Linked DNA regions of Homo sapiens: region 2 is linked to region 1. A link is an interaction called in ENCODE POLR2A ChIA-PET data of the cell type or tissue named here. Cell type or tissue: GM12878. All regions are shown on one strand. Each heading gives the region's core, and the rest is flanking DNA. Links, peaks and the distances in the headings are about the cores only.

Evidence for each region. Peaks named below come from ENCODE experiments on the same cell type or tissue, not always from the same donor. Only the 100,000 strongest peaks of a DNase experiment are listed, where the experiment ranks them.
Region 2: POLR2A ChIA-PET joins it to region 1 with 5 read pairs; 2 of 35 experiments call an interaction of 5 or more read pairs at or near these places.

What each region holds. Positions count from the first base shown.
Region 1 is chr15:74,399,621-74,407,915 of GRCh38, reverse strand. No RefSeq gene overlaps it. Among named protein-coding and RNA genes, the nearest start is that of MIR6881, 7.7 kb to the left of the region's middle. RefSeq lists enhancers at 1,896-1,995, 2,016-2,085, 2,106-2,155, 3,575-3,654, 3,915-4,184 and 7 more and a silencer at 4,740-4,949. In GM12878, for the core only: no CTCF peak of the experiment used is centred there; DNase peaks (open chromatin) are centred at 3,585, 4,845 and 5,119; H3K4me3 peaks cover 1,920 bases; H3K27ac peaks cover 3,132 bases.
Region 2 is chr15:74,786,763-74,792,360 of GRCh38, reverse strand. The region is part of intron 1 of CSK (C-terminal Src kinase); the gene reads right to left. MIR4513 (microRNA 4513) reads left to right here and starts at 3,604; the gene lies at 3,604-3,689. RefSeq lists enhancers at 543-602, 1,984-2,083, 2,254-2,323, 2,344-2,393, 2,904-2,983 and 6 more and a silencer at 4,384-4,561. In GM12878, for the core only: no CTCF peak of the experiment used is centred there; DNase peaks (open chromatin) are centred at 2,161 and 3,470; H3K4me3 peaks cover 4,000 bases; H3K27ac peaks cover 4,000 bases.

The DNA of each region.
Region 1 (8,295 bases), core at 1,232-5,231:
TGGAGGCTGGTGGCAAAGCAAAGGATGGGAGTGAATTCCAGCCCCAAATGGTCTGAGCGGCGAGTGGACAAAGTGTGGGCTTAAGCCTTGGTCCCTCCTGGAGTGCTGCTGGTGGTCTCCACTGAGTTCCCTGTCCTCTCTGGGCCTCAGCAGCCTCCCTCTTTCCAGAGATGCTCCTGGTGCTCTGATGGGTCCATGGCAGGGGATTTGAGTGATGGAACCCACTCCATTGTCTCTGTGGAGGCACCAGGAGAGGCTGGGCTGGGAGGGAAGCCGTGTGCATTAAGGCATGAAATGAGCCCGTGTAAATTCCATGTAAATGAGCTGGCAGGGATGAGGCCAGCCAGGCACAAGCCTCCTGCCCTGTTTTCCCCAATGGACAAGCAGCACAGCAGGCCTCTAGCTGGCGGTGTGTGGGCAGGACGGTTAGGCTGGGCCCGGGTGGTGGGAGGATCTGCTCTAGCCATAACCACACGATATCCACAGTCCCAGCACTGGCTTCTTGAGGGCCAGGCCAGGGACCAGAGCCAGGCCAGGGGCAGGAACCAGGCCCATCCTTCTCCCCTCTCTTGTGCATTCTCGTTGGGGAGGAGGAAGAGGGACGAGACTGAAAGCTCAGCTCTCCTGGGGAAGGCAGCAGGGAACTGCAGATTTCGTTCTGCCTCCCTCCCACTTTAGGAATGTAGAGTCATTACGGTTTATCCCCCATCCACATGTCCTGTCATCCTCTCTCCCCGAGGGAAGGCTGCTGTCCTCTTGTCTCTCTGCTACATCAAATCATACCCTTCCCATCTCTCCTCAGACTTCTACCTTCCTTTGCTGGAACCGCTCTGCATTTGCTCCTGTGATTCCCTCCCCTGGAATGCCAGGAGGAAGATGCTCCCAGGCAAAGATTTCAGAATGACATGGAATTCTCCAGAGGAATCCTGGATCCCCCCTACACTAATGCCTCAGCCTGTTCACTCCTGATCTTTGGGAGGGTGCACCTGGAAGCAAGCTCTGGGGTCCCTGGGGGAGAAGGCACAGCCCCTGCCCTGGAGACACTTAAAGCCTGGTAGGGAAGGGCTGTGGGCTGGACAGTGACCATACGTGTGACGGTCCTAGGTGGGAGGTGGGAGCTCAGAGGAGGAACCTAACCCATTGAGCGGAGTGCTCAGGGAAGGCTTTGAGTAGGGCCTTAGAGGATGTGTAGAAGTTCCCCAGGAGGAGAGTGACTGAATGGAGAGGGAACAGCATTTACAAAGGCCTGGGAGTGTGAGAGGGCCTGGGGTGTTATGGGCTCGCTGGAGTAAAGTGAGCTCCATGAAGCCAGAAATCCTTGGCAGTTTTGTTCACAGCTGTATCTCTAGTACCTAGAACAGTGCCTGGCACATATTAGGTGCTCAGGACATTCTTACTGAATGAATGAATAAGATGAGAGAAGGGAGAGTATCTAGAGGTGAGACTGGATGACTCCAGCAGTTCCCGATCCTGGGAACTAAAGCAAGATCTTTATCCTGCAGACACTAGGGAGCAATTGAAGGATTTTGAGCAGGGGTGGGGTAGATGATAATGATAATAATGGTGAGGATAATGGGAGCCTGAGATCCGTGTTTTCTTACACCCCATCTCTTACACCAAAGACCCACTCCTCACCATTTCCAGGTGTTTCTAGCTCCTTAAATGGTCCAATTTTAGCCTTCTGCTTACTGGAAAAGAAAGTGCAGCCATCCTGGCTACAGTGCCAGACAGGAGGTCTGTAGGCTTGGGCCAGTGGAATGGGGCTGAAATGGCTAAATCTGGCTCGGAAACACTTTTATCTCAATATTGGTTAACTCTGGGAGGAAGAGACCTTGGGAGAAAAACAAAAACAAAATCCACATTCTCAGGGTCACCAATGGCCATGAGTCAGCCCCCACCAAGGGAAGGAGCACAGAACCACACTCGGGAGGCGCTGGCCCTGTTAGTATGCTGGGGCGTTTCTGTAGGGTGGTGTTCACACCAGAACCGCTGCACTCGAACCAAGTCAAGGTCCCAGAACTCTGGCAGTTCTTTCAAGTTGGGCAAAATAAATGAGCTCAGAAGGGCTTAGGTAGAGGTGAACACGTCCTTTGGGGCTGAGCCTATATCATGGTGGGGAAACACATGGCTTGCAGCTTGATTCAGCTGTAGCCTATGCCTGGAGCAGGCATTGCTGATCAATTGTGGCATTCCTTTCCTGAGCTCATATGAGTGATTTTCTTCAGAACTTGCATTCTCTGGGGGCTACTGGGCACTTGAAATAGGGCTCATCTGAATTGAGATGTGCTGTAAGTATAAACAACACACTGGATTTTGAAAACATAATATGAAAAAAATGACCTTAAATTTTTACATCGATTACACTTTGAAATGATAATATTAGAGGTTGGGCGTGGTGGCTCACACCTGTAATCCCAGAGCTTTGGGAGGCTGAGGTCAGTAGATCACCTGAGGTCAGGAGTTTGAGACCAGCCTGGCTAACATGGTGAAACCCTGTCTCTACTAAAAATACAAAAATTAGGTGGGCATGGTGGCGTGTACCTGTAATCCCAGTTATTTGGGAGGCTGAGGCAGGAGAATCGCCTGAACCTGGGAGGCAAAGGTTGCAGTGAGCTGAGATTGCTCCATTTTACTCCAGCCTGGGCAACAAGAATGAAACTCTGTCTCAAAAAAAAAAGAAAAAAAGAAATGATAATATTTCAGATATAAGATATATTTGGCTAGATAACATACAAAAATTAATTCCACCTATTTCTTTAACTTTTTTTGTTGTTGTTGTTTTGTTTTTTAGATGGAGTCTTGCTCTGTAGCACAGAATGAAGTGCAGTGGCAGGACCTTGGCTCACCACAACCTTCGCCTCCCAGGTTAAGCGATTCTCCTACCTCAGCCTCCCGAGTAGCTGAGATTACAGGCGCCCGCCACCACGCCCGGCTAATGTTTGTATTTTCAGTAGAGACGGGGTTTCACCATGTTGGCCAGGCTGGTCTCCAACTCCTGACCTCAAATGATCTGCCCGCCTTGGCCTCCCAAAATGCTGGGATTACAGGCGTGAGCCACCGCTCCTGGTCTTCTTTAACTTTTATCTAGTGTGGCTACTGGAACATTTTAAATTATGTGTGTGGCTCATATTGTATTTCTGTTGGACAACACTGTTACGGAATATCTGCTCTGCGGGGGCAGGGAATTTTGTCTTTTTTTGTTCACAGCTAAATTTCATAGCACCTAGAGTAGCACCTAGCACACAGTAGGTGGTCAGTAAATTATTTGTGGAATGAATGAATGGATCCTCACCAGCATTTCTCCTTAGGAGTCACCAGCAATTGATCAGATGGAACTTATTTGCTACCCCGAGCCTAGCGGATGCTACACCACAGTGCTAACAACCCCCGTTTGTGCTTTCTGACTTTAGAGCTTGTGTCGCTCTCCTGGGACTCTCCTGATACCCAGTGGGGCAGGTGAAAGTGGACTCTGGTGAATGCACTGCTCCGCTGAGGGTCTTCTGAAAGGGAACGTTTCCGTTCCTTCTGATCAGGAAGCAGGGCAGTGTGCAAATGGTATGGAAATCACTTCTTGTGGGTGTTTGCCTATCTAGGGTGCTGGGGATACTTCCAGTCCACTTCCTGACCCCAGCCCTTGGTCCCTAGAGACAAAAGAGGAAGCTCTGGAGACTTTGAGCTCTGGGGGCAGATCGGGGGAACTGGGGCCCCCTTAGTCTTTCCCCAGCGAATGAGGGCTTGTAGCCCAGAGCATCCTCATCTCTCAATTCAGCAGGAGCCTAAAAATAGTCTGCAGTTTCAGCCTCCCCCACAGCCGCCCGCGCCAAGTGGGGCCCTGCGCCCGGCAGCTCCTCCACAATCCAGACTGTCTGCACAATCTGCCCCAGCTACCGACCCCCATCTCCTCGGCGTCTGTCCCATCCTGGCCCCTGAGAACCCTGAGCTCAGCACTCCCTGCTGTGAGGCCTGCTGAGGGTCTGCTTCACACTCTGCCTTTCCTAACAGCCTGGGCCCTGACCCCTGGAATTCCAGACCCCATGTTTTGTCCACTCTCCATTCTGGAGGGGACGCTAGCCAGACACAAGTGGGGTGAAGGTGTTGCAGGTAATGAAACCAGCACATGCAAAGCATGGGGTGCGAGAGAGCACAACATGCCATGGAAGGGGTGAGCCGGAAGGGCTGGGTGCACGGGATGGAGTACGGGGGCCAGTCCCAAGCTGGAAGGCAGCACCGCAGGTCTGTTGGCTCCCACCCCACGCGTGGATGCCCTGGAGTAGATGATGTCTTCGTCCAGCCCACGGTGGAGCAGGACTGCCCCTTGGATCAAGTAGCCTGCAGTAGCTCTGGTGCCACCCACACCTTGTGTAGAGCCCAGAAGGAACGCTTAGGTGCCAGGGCCTGTCTCCCTGTTTTGGGTCCTCCACATCTTGTGGGAAGCCCTGGTGCCTTCCGGCTCTGAGCTTCTGGGGTTCCTGCCTGCTTAGCAATACAGGAAGTCTCCTCAATGAGGTCCAGCAAGGGGAATGCCTCGAGGCAACCAGTACCTTGGTGGCAGAGCTGGAATGAAACCCTCCATATCCTGATGCCCAGCTGGGACCCGTCCCTCCCATCAATGTCGGGCGACCACTGCTGAGGACACATCCTGGTCAGAACCTGAGATACGGGGCTTGGGGACCTGCCCTGCAGAAGGGTTTCCTGGTGGCAGGAGTGAGTGTGCAGGTGACACTGCTGGCCCATGACGGTTCCACATTCTGAGTGAGCAGGGTCCCAGCTGCAGGAAGTGGTGGCGGCAGAAGTCACAGTCACCTTCCTCTCCTGGGGGCCGGCTTTCGGGGAAGCCAGGGGAAATGCTGAGCTCATGGGCTGTTCTTCCCACAGCTGGTTTCCAAGGCCTTTTCTTGTCCCTGACATCTCTCCACAGCCTCACCACAGCCCTCAGAGGCGGAATGCCATCGTGGGCATTACTGTCCCATTAGGCAGAGCAGGTGCAAGGCCAGCCTCTTGCTCTGAGCTACCTGCCCCTTCAGAGCCTGGCCTAGAACCTGGACTCCTGCCTCTTCCCACCTCCACACAACACCCTCCCCCAAGGAAACAGGGGTGGGTGGAATCTAGAAGCTTCTCAGGTGAGGTGAAGGTGTTGGGAAGGCATTAGAACTTGAGGTTTTCTCACCTCCACCAGCCCCTCATTTCCCAGCAGATGTGAGACCTCCTTGGTGTGCATGTCAGCCCGTGATAGGTCAGTCTCAGGACGTTTCCCCCAGCATGGGGCCTGTCAGAGGAGCTCCCCCTCCCCAGCCACCACAAGAGCCCAGTCACTGGGAGCGCCCCTGCACCCTGGAAGGCATCCGAGGGATCCAAGCCCATTCCTCAGCTTGAGGAAATGGCAGCCCCTGCAGAGGGCCCTGACTGGCCCTGTGAGTGTGGAGGTGGGGGCGTCCTAGCCCTGATACATCCTTTCCTGAACTCCACCCCAATCATGGGTATAAACACAGGCAGAACATCAATGAAGTGAGAGGAGAGTTGTCTGCCTTGGCAGCCAGCACCAGGGAAGATGGAACTGTGGCTTGTCTACCTGTCTGGCCTTCTGTTGTTCTCTGTCTCAGTCTCATTCTGTTTCCCTGTTGGTCTCTGTTTCTATTCTCTCTCTCTCTGTCTCTCCTTGTTCCTATTTCTCTCTCTGGCTTGACCTCTTATGCTCACTTACACAAAACAAGCATGCATATATACAACAGGTGGGCACATGGGACCACACGTATGACCTGCTCACCCATACACACGTACAAACATGCACATCTGTGCACACATGCATCCACACAGAATCCTCCCTCCTCAGATCCTGTATGTATATTCAGAGAAGGGGGTGGTGGTGAAGCTCTCTTTCCATGTATCCACAGGCTCAGGGAGAACCCACAGTTAATTTCCAGGCTGTTTCTGCCTCCCTGTCACTGGCAACTGGGAGCTTGGAGGAATAGGCTGGGATCCCCACTGATATCTGGGACTCTGGTGGGGATCTCTGGGCCATCATAACCTGCCAGTGAAGAGCATGAGAGGGGAGGGGGAGTCTCCGGAGGTGAGCAGAAGGGACGAGATAGGAAGATGAGATGTTGAGTTAGCAGTGCACTGGCCTGGAGGGCTCTCTGGCTCCTTCCCCTCCTGATGCTCTTCCTGGTGGTCCTGCTGAGATGCCCTATGACCCACCTGAGAGCTGGGGACCAGGGACGACTGGACCACAGGAGGCCCCAGAGGGAGGCGCCTGCAGGGAGGGAAGCCTCCTCAGTCATTTGCCCCACCCACAGAAAGCTGGAGGCTGGACGTCCCTAGGGTGTGTGGCCATGAGGAGAGAGCCTTTATTCCTGTCCTTTCAGGACAATGGGCCAGATGAGGCCCCACCAGGTACTTGGGTTTCCTGGGTGGGTCGGGGCTTTCCTGGAATGCTCAACCTTCCTGGTGTCCCAGGGTTGAGGTAACTGCATGGGAAGAGGGTAGGCAGGAAGCCCTTACGGTCTGTAAGGACCTGTCCTGCCCTGGAGTCTGGGTTCAGGTGGTCATCAGAGCCTGCACGCCTCCACCACTCTCAGCATGTGGGCCTGCTCCCTGTTCAGAGCAACCCCCTTACTGAGCACCTGTGTGGTGCAGGCTGTGCTGGGAGGAGGCTTGTGAAGAGCAGGTGAGCTAGGACTGGGCACCAGAGAAGGAGGAGCCCCTTTCGCTGCTGGGGCAGGAGCTAGAGCCCCCACGGGCATGTTTTGGTGTGGGGACAGATTCAACAGGAGCCCAGGGATCTTTCTGAAATGTGACACTTGCCTCCACCCTCCTTGCCAGAAAGGGACATTGCTCAGCCACCTGGCTCAGCTTCAATAAGCAAGTAGTAATAGTGGTGAACAAAAGCCAAATGCGTAAGTCACGCACCTGCCCGGGACTGTTCTGAAACTTTGTGTGAATTGTCTTGGTTAGTTTTCTCACCAGCCCTTTGAGGTTGATACTATTACTATTGTCTCCATTTCATAGTTCAAAGAACTGAGGCTGAGAAAGAGTAAGTAGTTTACCAAAATTTCACAACAAAAAGATGCATCTAATCTTTGTCCTCAAGAAACAGGGGTTCTACTTTTACTTTTTTTTTTTTTTTTTGAGATAGGATCTTGTTCTGTTGCCTAGGCTGGAGTGCGGTGGCACGATCTTGACTCACTGCAACCTCTGCCTCCCGAGTTCGAGTGATTCTCTTGCCTCAGCCTCTTGAGTAGCTGGGATTACACCACGCCTGGTTAATTTTTTTTTTTTTTTAATTTTTAGTAGATACGGGGTTTCACCATGTTGACCAGGCTTGTCTCAAACTCCTGACCTCAAGTCATCCACCTGCTTCAGCCTCCCAGAATGCTGGGATTACATGTGTGAGCCACTGTGCCCGGCCCAAGCTCCTGCTCTCTTTGCTGGGTTCGCGGTTAATACAAGTGATACACACAGCAGAGAGAAGCAGTCAGGTGGGCCACTCTGGCAAAATGGCAAAGATCAGGTCTGGGACAGAGTCTGCCCCAGTGACCAGGGTTCCCTACACAGAGTCCATTAGCACCCGAGTCTTGGACCTCAGAGGAAGATGATGGGATCACTTGTTCCAAGACACCCTGAGGCTCTGAGACAGGGAGGTCACCTGTCAATCTGTCCTACTTGGGACCGAGGTGGGCTGAGAGGCCCTCTGCTTGGGCTGCAGGGCCCCTGCAGGGGTTGAGGATCAGCTTTCTCCTCTCATTGGTTCCTGCCAGAACCATCTTAGGGAGCAGCTGCTGTGGGGGCTGCTCTCCCACAGCAGGGAACCCACATCCTGCCCCATTACAGCAAAGTGAGCATCCGGTGGGGGAAGGACCCCCACGGGGGGCCTGAAGCTGATGAAAGTTGAGTCAGGGTGACTCAGTGGAAGGCCTCTTCCCACTGCTGTCTCCAAGTGGAATACTGTGGTCAGACCAAAGGAAGAACTTCCCAACCTCTGGTCCCACATCTGGAATGCATGCCAAAAAGGGGTCTCTGAGAGAACATGGCAGTTTGGCAGTTCTCAGGCTCTGTCATGCTACATACTGACCTCAGAAAGACCCCGGGAGGCAGACTGCAGATGGGGAAACTGAGGAAAGGGACAGGACCTGTACCAGAGCTGGGACTGTAGCTGGACCTTGAGTCTGCTCATCATGGGGGCACCTGCCCAAGGAGAGGGCAGCACCCCACTGCAATGCCCCCTATGTTTCCCCAGAGCCCCTCTCCTCCCATCTGCTCCTCAGAGGCCTTGTCTCGAGGTAGGAGTGGAGTGAGGGG
Region 2 (5,598 bases), core at 281-4,280, 390 kb before region 1:
CCCTGTCTCCCTCCCCGCCTTGCCATTCCCTTCACACTCTCTCCTCCTCCTTTACCGAGGGACTTCCACTCAACCTTGGGGGTGCAGCTGAGCAACTGCTTCTGGAGTACCCATGCCTTAAAAAAACACAGCAGGACAGTCCCTGCAGTGCTGTCTGTAGTAGCAGGAGATGATGGGGAGACAGCCTTTATGTCCATCAGTTGGGGGCTGGGTGGATAAATTACAAGATGTCCCTGAAAGGGGACAGCATAGCTCTAGCTGTGATGGGGCCAGGGGAGATCTCTAGATGCCGATACTGAACACTCCCCATGATAGAGTATGGAAAATGGCAAAACACCAGCTCAAGTCATTGAAGAAAAAGTTGCCAGGGGAGCAGAACAGACACAGCTTCCAAGTCCCATCCCACAGGCTAATTGGAAACAGGAAGGAGCACCTGCACTACAGGGAGACGTGCGGACAACCCCGGAACCAAGTGATCCAGTGAAGCATCACCAGCAAGGTGACGCATGGACACTAAGTGCCTCCTGGAGGAGGACTCTGCATTGCCCGGGGGGGCGTTCCTGCCAGAGCTGTTCCACCTGACTCCAACCAGGGAGAAGCAATCAGACAAATCCAGAACAACTGGCCCGGACTCTTCATGTCAATGTCATAAAAGAGCAAAACAAAAAAAGGGCTGGAGAATGTTCTAGATTGAACAGGACACTAGAGAAACATGACAAGATTCAATAAATGATCTTGAATTGAATTCTATATCAAGGGGTGGTCGGGGGGACAGCTATAAAAATCACTTGGGGAGAGGGGAAATGGACATAGTAGATAATATGGAATTAATGTCAATTTTCTTAAGTGTGATCATGACATTGTGATTATATAAGAGATACACGCTAAAGTTCTTAGGGTGAAAGATGCAATGCCTACAACTAACACTCAAATCAGCAAAAAATACATACACACATATGTCTATGTAGATAAAAGAAGAGATAGAGTAAATGTGGCAAAATGTTAAGAACTGGCAAATCTGCATGAAGGATATATGAATATTCATTATACTATTACTTCAACTTTTTGGTAGGTTTCAAATACTCAAAATAAAAGGCTGTGAAAAAAAAAGCCAGGTGCAGGTTCTCTATGGAATACTACAAGTTGTGTTTTTAAAGAGGTATTAATGCAACACCTCCCTAAACTCAAATATGCCTCGATTATCTTTGGAAAGACAGAGGAAACTGGTAACAGAGGTTGCCTCTAGGATGAGAAGGGAAAGTGAGATCAAGTTCAAGAGAAACTTACTTTTTACTGTTCATTTGCTATTTTGTCCTTTTGGGCTTTTAAAAAAATTATTATTATTTTTTTAAAGCCACATGCATCTATTACCTTCCCCCTTAAAACTGGAAATAAGAAACTTTTTGTAAATCACCTCTCTCTGGAGAATTCCTTGGGTCCCCAGCTGTGTTGGCTGCCGAGGCCTCCAAGGCCTCTCACACATCCCCGTGCTCCAGTGAGAACCTCACTGGTTGTGGCCTGTGGTTTAGGGTGGACTGGGAGCTCTGCAGGGGGAAAGTGAGGGTCTGACTCACGTCTGCATGGGCTGGGCCCAAAGCGGCTGCTCAGTAAATGAGTGCTGAATGAATGAATGAATGAACGAATGAAAAAAAGGGGACGCCAGGCTGGCTGTACCACACCGAGGTCTCATAACCAATAGGACTATAGTTAACCCCAAAGGGACAGCAGCTGTCACCCCATTCCCGCAGGGCTAGGGGACAAGGGGCTTGGGATGTGGCAGGACCAGTGCTTCACTCTGACTTCCTGCCCTAAACCCGGCTCCCAGCAGCCCTTGTGCTGGGGTCCCGGGAACAGGCTGGCATTGTGCCCAAGCGCTGAGGTCAGTGGCTGCAGCCTCAGGCAGCCTTTCTTGTGAGCCCAGGCTGACAAGGAGTGGGGAGAAAGAACTGGGAGCCCAGAAACTCCCAGGCTGCCCTTTTCCTACCCTGGAAGCAGCTGTAGACCCCCAAGGCCAGGCACGTGCTGAGGGCCAGGGGAGGTCAAGGGGCTCCCTTGCCCTTCCCCCTTGCCAAAACTCTGCTGCCTAATGGGGCGTGGGAGCCTTCAGTAACTGTTTACGCCCAGCTAAAAATACCCACTGAAAAGGGAAGTGCACAAAAGACCTGGGGGAACTCAGGGCCCTGGCCCCCGGAGATTCTGGTGCTGCCACAGGACCTAGCTGGATGCTCTGGGGGATGGGGACAGCCACTGGAGGCAAAACAGGCAACAGCAAGGTCCACCTTGCCTTCTCATTCTTTGAGCCAGTGTTTTAGAAGCCTTCCTGTGTGCCCAGAGCCATGCTTGGTAGGCCAGGATATCCGGGTGGAGAAGGAAAGGACTCAAGAGGTCCTGCCTTTGGGGACCCAAGGTCACCACTCACACACCTCTCCTCTGTGCACAAGCCAGGGCTGGATGCTGGGAACCACCACAAAATGCAGACCCGGCTCCTGTCCTCCTGGTTACTGGATGGTCAGCCATGGCCTGGTATGTTCAGTGCCTCAATAGATTGTGAGACAGGGGCCACCCGGGAAGGCTTCCAGGAAGATGGGTGAGGGGAGCAGGAGCTAGAAGGATTTTAGGGGAAAGTGACTGAGAGAGGGGCGCCTTGAAGTAAACCAGGATTAAGACTGCAAACTGTGGTACAGAGCGAGTTAATGAAGACTGAAGAAGGTTCAGGATGGGGGCCCAGGGAACCTCCGAGCAGGGCCTACAGGTCATAGTACAGATACAGGCAGAATTAAGTTTCAGATTTGGGCCCGCCCCTCCAAAGGGCAGTGCACCTGAGGAGGGCGGGGCACCCACCAGCAGTTGGGCAAGTTTGGCAGCAATAAAATCAGCTCCACCTCTGGTTCTGCAGAGGACACCAGGCTGAGGCACTGTGACATTCCCCACCACACATCAGGCAAGGAAGGGTGCCCGAGGGCTTCCACTGACCCCCGCAGCCTGCGCTGGTGGTCCCTCAGCACCCCCACTGCACAGGTGTCTCAGGGTGAGCAGCAGCAGAATTGGGCGCCAGGGTCTTGGAGATGCCTACACCTCCCGGGGCGGTTACGAAGGAACAGAAGAATGCCTGCTCTGGCTCCAGGGCACGCTGCCCTACCCCCATCCCGGGGCTCCCGTCAGCACCCTGACCTAAGGAGAAGGGCGGATTTAATGGATAAATACCAAATTATAGCAACACACTGGCTTTTTTTCCCCTGCCCCCAATGGTTCAGTGGGACCGGAAATCCCGTCTAGTGGTTTGGGAGAGGTGGGGGCTGGGGTTAGAGCAGGCTAATGGGGAGCCTACTCCCCAGGCACCGCTGCGGCTTGAGGCTGCCATTCCTGGCCCAGAAAGGTTTCTAATTACCGCTCAGGAGCCTAATTACCTATGTGCGCTGGGCAATGGGGACTCTGGGCCTCCCCAGGGCCCTAACCCAGGCCTCTGCTCCCCCACCCCCTTAGCACAGGATGTGGTCTTTGCATCTTCATTTGCCTGCATTTGCATATAGCCTCTCAGCACTAGCCTTCAATGGACCCTTCAAAGTCATGTTCTTGTCCCTCACCCGGAAGTCTCCTGGCCACATTCTAGGTGGGGAGACTGACGGCTGGAGGCCCATAAGCTGTCTAAAACTTCGGCCCCCAGATTTCTGGTCTCCCCACTTCAGAACCAGGATCTGCAGAACACACAGCTCAGAAGGTAAAGCTGTGGGGATCAACACAAAGGACAGACTTGCTACTACTTAAGGGAGATGGGGGTGTTACCAGTACACTCCTCCAGCAGGATGGGCTGCAGAATGAGAACACGGGAATTACAGCTGACTGACCCAACCGGGTTTGGGGCACTGCATTAGTTACTTAATCCTTCAAACACCCCATAGGGCAAGGACTGGTGATCTCTGACAGAGGAGGAACTAGCTGTGTGGGTACTTGAGCTCAGAGTTGTCTGAACCTTGGTTAGGGGACCTTTCTTCCCACCTTTCCTTGTGCAGGACAGACGACACCCTGAAAATGGACAGGTGGGGGGCACCGAGGGGAGGTCTGCCCAGAGCTTGGCTGTTCTGCTCTGGGAAGCAGAGGTACTTCTGTGCCCACTTCTTGCTTGTCTGCATACCCCAGCCTCTCAGAGAGGCCAAGAGCCTGTCGAGGGACACACAGAAAAGAGCCAGCAGCCCTAGAGAGGGCAGAAGCTTCAAACAAGGACCTCTCCTCCTACCACGCTTCTTCTTCAAACACTTCTCAACTTTCACAGGACCTTCCCCTCCAGGAGGCCCTCCAGGCTGCCCCAGCCCACGCAGAGCCCCAGCTTCAGAGCTCCTACCAGCTCTGCCAGGAAGTGAGAACCACAGGCCTCCCCTCACTGACTCCTCGTCTCCTCTACCCGCCAGCAGAGGCGCTCTCAGGGTTTGCTCTTCATCCTTCCCTCCTGTCTCCCTGCAGCACGGACAGCACAAGCTGCAGATAGATAGATGCGCGAGTCTGCATGAGGACCAGGTGTCAGGCTGGGCTGAGAAGCAGCAGCCAGGGTCCAAGGGGGGCAGATGATGCCCAGGTTTTCGCCTGCCCACGAGGCTTACAACCATGCCATGATCAGGACAGCCAGGGGGGCACCAAGCAGCCTCTCTTCTACTTGTTCCTTCGACTCTGGGCCCAGACCACAGAAGGAGGGGTGGAGGGAAGCTGCGGTTGGAGGGTGTGTGCACAGCTAGTGTGTGATGAGAAGCTGACTTCATCTTAGCACCTCAAAACCAGGAAGAGAAACTGAGCAGGCAGAAAGGGCAGGCTGGGCTGCACAGGGCCCTCCAGTCCCTGGGGGCCTGCTGAGGGGAGCTCTCAAATAGTCGCTTGACAAACCACTTCTCCTTTCTGGGCCTCAGTTTCCCCATGGGAAAAATGGGATTTTTTTTCTAATGGGTCCTGCCAGTCTGCCCTGAGTGGTGCCGTCTACACTTAATGGGCCACATCATGGCAGATAAAAGAGCACCCCCCCAACTGGTGGAGTACTTCTGATCCCGAGGAGCAGGGGCTCAGCCACCCAAAGCCAGCCTCTCCCTGCTCACTTCTCCCCTCAGCCATGCAGGGAGCACCAGCTCTTCCTTCACCAGCTCTTTATTTTTAGGTCTGAATTTGACTTTAATCATTACTTAGCGGATTCTATTTCCAGCCCTTGGATGAAGGGACCCAGAGGAGAGGGGGAAGGGAGGCAGTGCTCCCTGCCGGGCGTTGGGGGTGGCCTGCTCCTCCACCCATCCTGTCCCCAACCAAGGGCGGGGGAAACTGAGAAACACCCAAAGGGCTCTCATCTGAGCCAGGCCAGGCCAGCATCTTGGGGCGGACCCCACCCTGTGACCTCATCCCATCCCAAGCTGTGGGACAGGAGGGCAGTTGTCATGCCCACTTCCCTTACACTAAGACCAGGGAGGAGGAGATACTCCACAGGCCAAAGTTTGGCAGCTGGAGTCTGAAGTCGTGTGCCCAAGGGACCTCTGCACTGAATGGGCCACCTGGGGGAGGACCCCTTCCTTAGGTTAGTCCTGGGCCACCCTAGGGTCATCTGGGGCTACAGTCTCTTAGGCCCAG